Linked DNA regions of Mus musculus: region 1 is linked to region 2. The links are chromatin contacts, found by Hi-C in ENCODE. All regions are on one chromosome and are shown on one strand. The core of a region is the stretch at or near the end of the contact, and the rest is flanking DNA. Distances in the headings are between cores, read along the strand shown. Region 1 holds the start of Irf2 (interferon regulatory factor 2). Region 2 holds the start of Cenpu (centromere protein U).

Region 1 (4,594 bases), core at 1,423-3,922, 190 kb after region 2:
ATCTGGAGACCCTGGGGGGTTGCATGGACCTGTAACTAGGCTGTGATTGATTGTGACTGGATGTGTACTGATAGGACTGGATGGATGGATTGCTAGACCGTGTGGGAAAGAAGGAATCAAGAACTGAAAAAAAAAATTAACAGTCCAAGAAAACTTTTTTATGTGTGGTTAAAGACCACACATAAGTAGGGCATTGCTCTTTCTGAAACAGTGAGATTGGGGTGCACTTAGAGCGGGCAGGACTGTTTCCTGATGGAGAATCTAGTGAAGACACAAATGGGAAGCCAATCGTCAGGAAAGCACGGAGACAGGATGCTCCCTGTGCCTGGCAATGGGGTTTCCAGGACTAGCCTCTGTTCACGGATACAGGGCCTTAGGATGCCTCTTAGAGATTTGTGGACATGGTCCTCTCTGGCTCCCCTGAGTTTTCATCTCTGAGGAAGCTCCTATCATAGATAGCAGGGAAGAGACATCGGTTGGCCCCACCAGACCTCATTGTTTCTGTCGTTCCTTCGGCCTGCACATGAAGGATGCTGAACCGAGATAAGAAGCTCAGAAAGAAGGCGTGTGGATGGGGACCGGAGGGGCTATTTATGTAGGCCTTTCCTCTCCCTGTTCTAGGGAAGAGAAGACAATGGGTTGCACACCGATTAAAATAAACAGAGATAGCACAGGCCCATAATTCCAGGATTCAAGAGCCAAGGCAGGAACGTTGTTAGTTCCCGGACAGCTTGGAAAACAATTCTGGTTCACCTAGACTTCCTAAGATGATCCTGTCTAGAAAAAAAACAAAAAACAAAACAAACAAACAAACAAAAAACCCAGACACACAAACAAACAAGCAAAAATAAAAAACAGCAACAGCAAAGAAAACAACAACAAAAGGGGCCGCAGAGATGGGGGAAGGGGGCTTGCTGAGCAAGCAATGGGGAGTTGAGTTCAAATCCCCAAGACTCTTGAAAAGCCAGGTCTGGCTCTGTGCCCACCTCATTCCAGTGCTGTGGCTGGCAGAGACATGAAGATTGCTGGAGTGGCTGGCTACCAGCCTAGTTCTAGGTTCAGTGAGAAACCCTGTCTCCAATCAACACCGTGGAGAAGGGCTGAGCAGGACACTCTGGCCTCCGTGAGTACACATGCACACATGCACACATGTACCACACTCACCCATACACACACAAAGCCAGAAAATAATGACCTGTGGTTATTAGGCTTTTAACTTAGGTGCCTGGTGGGTAAAGACATACAACTACCATGCAGTGTGTATATCCCTGTGGTTACTGATATATGAAATATAAATGCAAGGAGTGTGCAGTGTTATTATGGGAGAAATAAAGGACACTGTGCAGGAAGGATCTATTTTGAGGCCACAAGACAGGGTCCTTAATCTCACTGCTCTCCTTCTACAAGGGCATGCATACTTTCCTTTATCCCTGTCTGTGGAATCCACTAATTCTATGGCAAAGAGGAGGTAGAATTATTTTTCAGATGTTTACACATAGATAGTGACAGTCTCCTAGGGTGGGATGCTTTCCCCAGTGGTTAGAGAAGGCAGGTGGTGGGCTGAGGAAACTGTAAGCCAGGCAAGAAGCAGGTGTAACTAAATGTAAGGGAATACTTTTAAAGTTAAGTGACCAAACAGCAAGAGGTTCCAAGCGAGCTGGCCTAGTAGAGCCCATAGGCCGCTGCACCTGTCATAGGTACTGGGCCCTCTTCTTGCATTCAGTATTGTCTCCACGGAACAGCACAGAGGACAGCAGCCAAGGATGTTCAACCAATAAGGACAGCCAAATTTAGGAGTTAACAGGCAGCGTTCCCTCCAGGTTCAGTCCCAATCAAGACAGTTTAAGTTCATGTAACTCAAACCCTTGCATTTTGCAGGAACTGGACCGGTTATGGCAAAGACATGAAGTAACTTTGGAGAGTGACTTTCTAGGGGAAGGCCTTCCTAACCATCCTAGCTTCCACACTGAGTGCCAGGCTGGCCCTTCAACCCCCCTCAAACCCCCCCCCCCCCCCCGTTCCCCAGTAGGAGATCCAATAAAGTAGGGGCACAAGTAATGCCGTCTTTTCAGCTGACTTCGTTCCTTACATTCCTTTGCAGCGGGCGACTTTCCAAGATGAGTTTGTATATGCAGCCTGTGCACAGCGGTTCTGAGCACTTAAGCCACAGGTCGGGAAGGGTCCCCAGGCTTCCGGGGCTCTCTCTGGTCCATCTCCACCCTTCAGGTAGGATGTAGAGTCAGGTCATCTCCTTCCTTCCCTACGGCCACCACCAGCTGGTGGCCAGCTCCCAAGCCAGCGCCCCGTCCACCACTTCTGGTGCCCCACAGTCCCAGCGTGGCCCCGGTGAAAAGCGCGCGCCCTTCGGCGCGATCCCCACGCTCACACGCGCTGCCGCTTGTTGCTCCCCGCAGCCGCGACGTGGGGAAGTGAAAATGAAATTGACTTTTCCGAGAAATGATGAAAGCCGTGCCGGCCGCCAATGAACAGCGGCGGCGAACTTCCGCACCTCCAGGCTGGCGGCTGGAGCCCTCCCTCTGCCTCCACCTCCGGGTTGCACAAGCTTGAAACAAACACTGGGGAGGAAGGGCGGGGAGGGAGGAGGGCGGAGGGGGAGCGAGGGAGGGAGCGGGGCCGGGAGAGGGCGGGGGTGGGGGGGATTTCCAGCCTCGGCTCCTCGCAGTTTCCTCTCCTTGTTTTGCTTTCGATCTGGACTGTTCTCAGGCAAGCCGGGGACTAACTTTTAGTTTTGCTCCTGCGATTATTCAACTGACGGGCTTTCATTTCCATTTTACACACCCTAACAACACTCACACCTTGCGGGATTGTATTGGTAGCGTGGAAAAAAAAAAGCACATTGAGAGGTAACATTTTTTTTTTTCAAATAATAGTTGTGGCTGTGCGTGTGTTTTCTCTCGAGGGCATGTTGACGGGGACAGGAGGAGCTATGTATGTATGTGCGTCCTGATGCTTTGACACGATGTTTTGCAGACGGAAAAATGCCGGGGTTCATAAATATTAATACCGATTTTTGGAGGAAGAGTCGGCGCAGTTATGGATCATCTGATTTTAGGGGAAGCAGGGGTCTGCTGCTGTTGCCGCTGGTACTGGGGCTGCTGAGGCTGCAAAGAGGAGGAGGTAGAGAGGGAGGAGGAGGAGGTTAGTGAAGGTTTAATTTCACTTTTGGATTTGCAGATGAGAAGAGGTGGCTCCATGGACACAGATCTGCTCTGTGTGATTCTGCGCTCCAGGTGTCGTGTGTTGTGGGTACAGGTCCGTTGGAGTCCGGCCTCATTTAAAATAAAATTGGTGTGTGTGTGTGTGTGTGTGTGTTGTATGTGTATGAGTGTTTACAGACACTGTCGCCACCAGGTCCGAGGAAGGGAACCGGGTTCTTCTCGGTGCCCAGCGGCCCTTCTTTCCCGGCGGTCTCTGGTGTAAATAGACTGGCACCCGCGGTCCCTAGATGCCCGTGCCCGGGCAGTGACCACTGTAAACTTGAAGGCTGCCCTAAGGCGGTCCCAGGATGCGCTCGCCCGCGGGGCTTGGGGTCGGGTGACCGGCGTCTGGTGCCAGTGGACACTCGGGCCGGGCGGGCTCCGCGCGCGGCTGGGCGCGGGCCTGGCCGGCGCGCCCGGCTTCCTGGGGACTGGGCCGCCGCCACACGCCAGGAACGTCGCGTCCTCCTCCCCGCCGGCCAGCGTCTGGCCTGGCCTCCGGGCTTTGTCACTGCACTTGTCCCAGCGCGTGAGGCGCCTCGGAGGCGCGTCCCCGGAGGGCTCCGCGCTCAGGGGTCACCCACCCCGGCGCGGCCTAGCTGCGAGTGCCTCCGGGTCCCCGCGGGCGCCCCCGGGGCCGGCCTGGCGCGCTGGGCCCCGACCCGCCTTGGCTACGGAACGGGCGAGGTGTGGGGGCGGGGAACCTCCGGGGACCGAGCGGCGCCCGGCGGGCTAGCATGGGGTTGGGGGTGAGGCTGACGAACGCTTGGGGTCTCCGGGACGTGGTGGGAATGAGTGCCCGCCCTGTGCCCTCCGACCCGCTCCGGGCGCCGGGTGACATTCGCCCGCCGGCCGAACATGGTTGGTGCAGAGCGGCAGCCACCACTTCCTCTCCGCCCCGCCGGCCCGGCTCTCTGGGCGAGCGATGCGGGCCGCGGCCAATCGCGGTGCCCAGCTAGTCCCTGTCGCTCGGCCTTGGGGGCCGGCTCCCCTGAGCGGCCCGGGAAGCCTTCGCGAGAGCTCAGGGCCCCGGCTCCCCGGACGCTGTCCGCTGGGCCCCGGCTCTCGGACCGTTTGCCACCCTCAGTCCCTCGCCCCTTAGGAGCAGGGAAGGGAAGGAGGCTAGTAGCCTCCGCCGCGAGCCAGGACTGTGCTCGGGCCCCAGGTGAGACGCCCGGATCAGTCGGTGGAGGCGAGATCCTTGGTGGTCGGATGTAAATAAGACCCCTGGGATTGGCAGGCCACCTTGTCACTCGTTTGCGAGCGGGTTTGCAGGTCCTTAAGCCCAGTGTGTTTGAAACTTGGGGGACATGTTTCTTGTCCCCTCCTCCCTCCCGCGTGGGCACTCCTTGTCCTTCCTTGGTTGTGTCTGTACC
Region 2 (4,659 bases), core at 244-2,743:
AAAGCGATGCAAATAGTTACTTAATGAATTCCAAAGGCAGCATGAATGAACTACAGCTGCATGCAGATGTGGACACTTTAAAAATTATGGCTTTGGTTAGGATACTTGCAGAAAACCTACCAAACGTTATTTATAGAGATAGAAATATACAATGATTATACACAGAGGCATATCGAGGCTGAAAAGCATAAAAATGCTAAAGACAAATAAAAAAAACCGTATGGTTTGTGAAAAGGGCCATTCATGGAAGAGTCTGAGAGAACTGTTACATTTTATGTTCTGATTCAGTAATATAGGTGTCTATGTTTTATTTTTACAGTGTTAAATACCCTTTGTTGGAGACAGGGTTTCTTTGTGTAGGCCTGGCTGTCCTGGAACTCACTCTGTAGGCCATGCTACCTGCTTCTGCCTCTAGGACTAAAGGCAAGCACCACCACTGCCTAGCTTGTATTCATATTTTTATTGTGATAAAATTTATAACATAAAATTGGACATTTCAGCTTTTTATTCCAGTCATTTTAAGTGTTTAAATACATCCACCTTTTTTACACAACCATCTATCTCTCCCATCACCCCCATTTCTGGCCTTTCTCATTACCACTGTGTTTTAGGTTAATCAAGAAATCATTGTTGGAGCTGGAGAGATGACTCAGCCATTTGGAGCCTCTTGCCAAAGACCTCAGAGTTTCCCAGCCTCATAACTATCTGTAACTCCAGTTTCAGGGTATCTGATGCCCTCCTCTGACCTCCACTGGGACCACGGATGTGTATATATATATGCGTGTGTGTGTGTGTATATATACATACATATGCGTATATATAATAAATATATAACATTTTGCATCGATACACATAAATCTTAAAAAAAAATTCATTGCCAAGTCCAACGTCTTGATTCAGTTTTCTTCTGAGTTTGGCCGTTTTTTTTACTTCTTATATCTTTGATCCCTTTAAATCAATTTTTCATTCTTTTGTACCACAAGAAAAATGTAAAAACAAAAGAATCGTGAGTATGGATCCAGAAGGGACCTTCCCGCTTTACGAAGGACCTGGAAGGGAGGACAAATAACGTGTCGCGTTCAACAGTGAGCTGCTACAGGGAGCTAAAAGCGGCATCTGCATTTAGCAATGCGAAGGATTTGACAGTAGTCCATCAACTAACAGCCCGCCCGGAAGCACTGGAGTTTTGGATCCGCTGGCGGCTGGCTCGGGTCCACCCACACCCACACCAGCTCCGGGTCATTTACCCGCCCACGAGGCCGGGGAGTTCTAAATTTACGGAACGGAGCGAGAGCGGGAGAGACAGCCTGCAGCAGCTAAGCCGGTTGCTTTGGACTCCGCTCCGCTGTTGGGTGTTTTCCAGGCCTGGATTTCATCGTGCTCTCGCCCAGGACGCTCTCTGGCCCCGCCCCGGAAAAGGCGGAGCATAGCGAGGACTAGGCTCTGATTGGCTGTTCAGAGCAAGACCGGCTAGGCGCGAGTTTGGAGTCCCTGCCTTTGGGAACGGTAGGATGGCTGCAAGGAGAAGTTTGAGATACTCGGGGAACCCGGGGTAAGTGCTGCCGCCCCGAAATCCGCCCAGGATGGGCTCAACCCGTCCCAGAGACTCGCTGACCCGGCCTCAATTCCCACAGCCCCGAATCCTAGAGCCAGGAGTCAAGCTGTGTGGTAGGGGAACTCAGACACCAGCGTCGCTTTCATGTGACAAGCAAATATTTAACAGTAATCATTTCTGGTCTGTCGACATTGCTTTTTATTTCTAAGACGCAGCTGTTTTCGTAATAGAAAACACGGAAGCCAAACGAAATCTCTAGCGAGGGACCAGGCAGCTGCTTGTTTAGAGCTTGGGCTGGCCTTGCCTAAATACCTAAAGGACATTCAGAGTGCTTCATGGATCTTTTCATTATATAAGAGGTGTGCATCTGAAAAGAAGTTAGTAAGCGGCCCGAAAGGTTAGCGCCACCAACTCCTGGCGAAGGATATTCTGGGCGTGTCTGGCGCGCATCCAAAGCCTGGTAGAGATTTGGATAGAAAGGTCTCCTCTGCGTAGGAAGTCTTCCGTGGGAGGATTACCTATGGAAGATGATGCTTGTAGCTACCACAGGACACAGATGGTGGGGGAATCCACATTCGGTGAGCAGTGGGAAGGAAGATTTAAAAAGGGCAAAGGAGCTTATCAGGGCATGCTGGTTTGTGCTTTTACCTTTTTTGGTTTTTCGAGACAGAATTTTTCTGTGTGGCCCTGGCTGTCCTGGAACTCAACTCTTGTAGACCAGGCTGGCCATAAACTTAGAGATCACCTGCCTCAGCCTCCCAAGTGCTGAGATGAAAGGCGTGAGCCACCACCACCTTTGAGCAAGGGAAAGGAGCTTAGAACTTGATCTGCCAAACCAGTGGTTTTTGTTGTTTCAACATCTTGAGGCTTGGAATTTATGAAATCTGTTCATTATCACTCCTAAAACACACGGATGCATACAGCAAAGATTATATAAAATGGTTACTGTAGAGATTTCCTTTAGGAAAGAAAGAGGTTTCTGTAGAGTTTGGAAACTGCTCCAGGACTCCAGCCCACAGCTAGAAGGGAATTTCTCTGGTTTTGGAGCACACACAAGAAACAGGTAGAGGGGCTGGTGAGATGGCTCAGCAGGTAAAAGCACTGACTGCTCTTCTGAAGGTCCTGAGTTCAAATCCCAGCAACCACATGGTGGCTCACAATCACCCGTAATGAGATCTGACACCCTATTCTGGTGGGTCTGAAGACAGCTACAATGTACTTGTGTATAATAATACCTAAATCTTTGGGCTAGAGCCAGCAGGGACTGAGCAAGTGGAGTTGACCGGAGCGAGCAGAGCAGAGGTCCTAAAAGCTCAATTCCCAACAACCACATGAAGGCTCAGGCTCACAACCATCTGTACAGCTACAGTGTACTCCTATACATAAAATAAACAAATCATAAAAAAAAAGAGTCAGATGGAAAAGAGTTCAGGCTAGGCAATTTATGCCTCCAGGTTGTCCCACCTACTTCTGTTTCGAGGTGCCATTCAGAAGTCACTTAAGCTTTCTGAGCTCAGAATCACAGTCTGCGGTTATCCCAAAGCAAAGGCAGTACAGGTCTGAGAGTTGGCTACAAGTGGGGAGTCCCAGCCCCCTCCCCTCGGATTATTACTGCGGTATTCTGTGCTGGGAGTGTGGGTGGCAATAAGTCTTTTCTATTGTAGCCTAATACACACAACTGAGATGGTTAACAAAGTGATAGGTGTCCCCCCCAACCCTGCTCCCCAGTGGTTTATTGCCTGGCTTCAGCTCTGCTGGGTGAGCAGTAATGAGGATAATTTGGAAAGGTGCGCCTTGGAAGGATTATAGCTTACAGTGCTTTCCCAGTTGCTCAAAATATCTGCTGAATTCACTTTTAAAATTTTGTCATCTGTGTTTTAATAGTGCAAAACATTCAAAGAACACTTTGAGAAGCACATATTCCAGGAAACAGGTAAGCAAGATTGTTAATGTGATTTTTCCCCCCCTTAAGCCATTGAAGGCAAAGCTATCATTTTGTGGGAATCATACTTTGGAGAGTTCTCTTAACAAAATCTTTTCTTTGTTTCTTTTCTTTCTTTCTTATTTTTATTTTACTTTTTTTTTTTTTTAATTTGAGACAAGGTTTCTCTATTAGACCTGGCTGTCCTGGAACTCACTCTGTAGACCAGTCTAGGCCTTGAGCTCACAGAAATCTACTTGCATCTGCCTCCGAGTGCTGGGTCACCATCACCACCTTAGCCTCCACCTCCACACTTGACAAACTTTTTTTTTGGTTTTTGGTTTTTTTGAGACAGAGTTTCTCTGTATAGCCCTGGCTATCCTGGAACTCACTTTGTAGACCAGGCTGGCCTCGAACCCAGAAATCTGCCTGCCTCTGCCTCCCAAGTGCTGGGAATAAAGCCGTGTGCCACCACGCCTGGCTTTGACAAACTTTTTTATAGCAGCTTTAAAAAGTGTTTTATCCAGAATGTTGGAGAAAAGGAACTTTGTTAGCGTTTTAGAACCATCTTTTCTTCTGAGTCTAGTTTCTATTTTTATTCAGATATTTGACATCACGTAAAAGCTTTATAATGTTTTGAAATGTCATTTTTTTTCCACTTAGTTTTTTTAACAGCTGCATATGAGTTTATAGAATTCCTCTTGGTTCATATACGGTTTTATTTTTCTTCAGGAAATGCCTGTTAAAGGCAAGCGTATTTGTGTAACACTCTTGATTGCTAATTTCAAAATCTTATCCAATGCCATTTCAAGTTAGTGTGAGGAGGGAGTTTGCTTTTCAGGTTCGGGGTTAGGCCTTCAGAGCGCTTTTGGCCTTCTTGTCTGTCCCTGGCTTTCTCCCTTCTCAGGCAGGCTCCCTGCCCTGCTGAGCAGACGCTAGCCTTGAATAAAGCTCCTGCATTGTGGAGCATCCCTGGCATACCCGCTGGGGATCTGGCGCCTTTCTCCTGCCTACCACTGCTCAGTAGCTAGAATTCACTGTGGCCTGGAGGGGTTTCTCCAGCCAGTGTCTGGAAGCGTTCAGGCCCTCCCTCTGGGAGGTAACTGCAGGGCAGGTGACGGAATCTTCTTTGGCTTGACAGCCAAGCCTTCTGCAGTTTCTTAGCATCTCTCCATATAGCACT

What was found. Hi-C counts contacts between places; a loop is a spot of excess contacts on that map.
Region 1: a map of T-helper 17 cell shows a loop between it and region 2 (2.1-fold over the local background). The contact joins the promoter of Irf2 here to the promoter of Cenpu in region 2. A Hi-C loop is called at or near these places in 2 of 37 maps with a recorded cell type or tissue (T-helper 17 cell and v-Abl transformed pro-B cells).

The regions. Positions count from the first base shown.
Region 1 is chr8:46,737,073-46,741,666 of GRCm38, forward strand. It overlaps Irf2 (interferon regulatory factor 2), which reads left to right and starts at 2,673. Exons shown (of 9, transcript NM_008391.4): 1 at 2,673-2,864. It overlaps Gm16675 (predicted gene, 16675), which reads right to left and starts at 2,443. Exons shown (of 3, transcript NR_045750.1): 1 at 2,090-2,443.
Region 2 is chr8:46,550,576-46,555,234 of GRCm38, forward strand. It overlaps Cenpu (centromere protein U), which reads left to right and starts at 1,494. Exons shown (of 13, transcript NM_027973.4): 1 at 1,494-1,552; 2 at 3,440-3,488. The coding sequence starts at 1,512.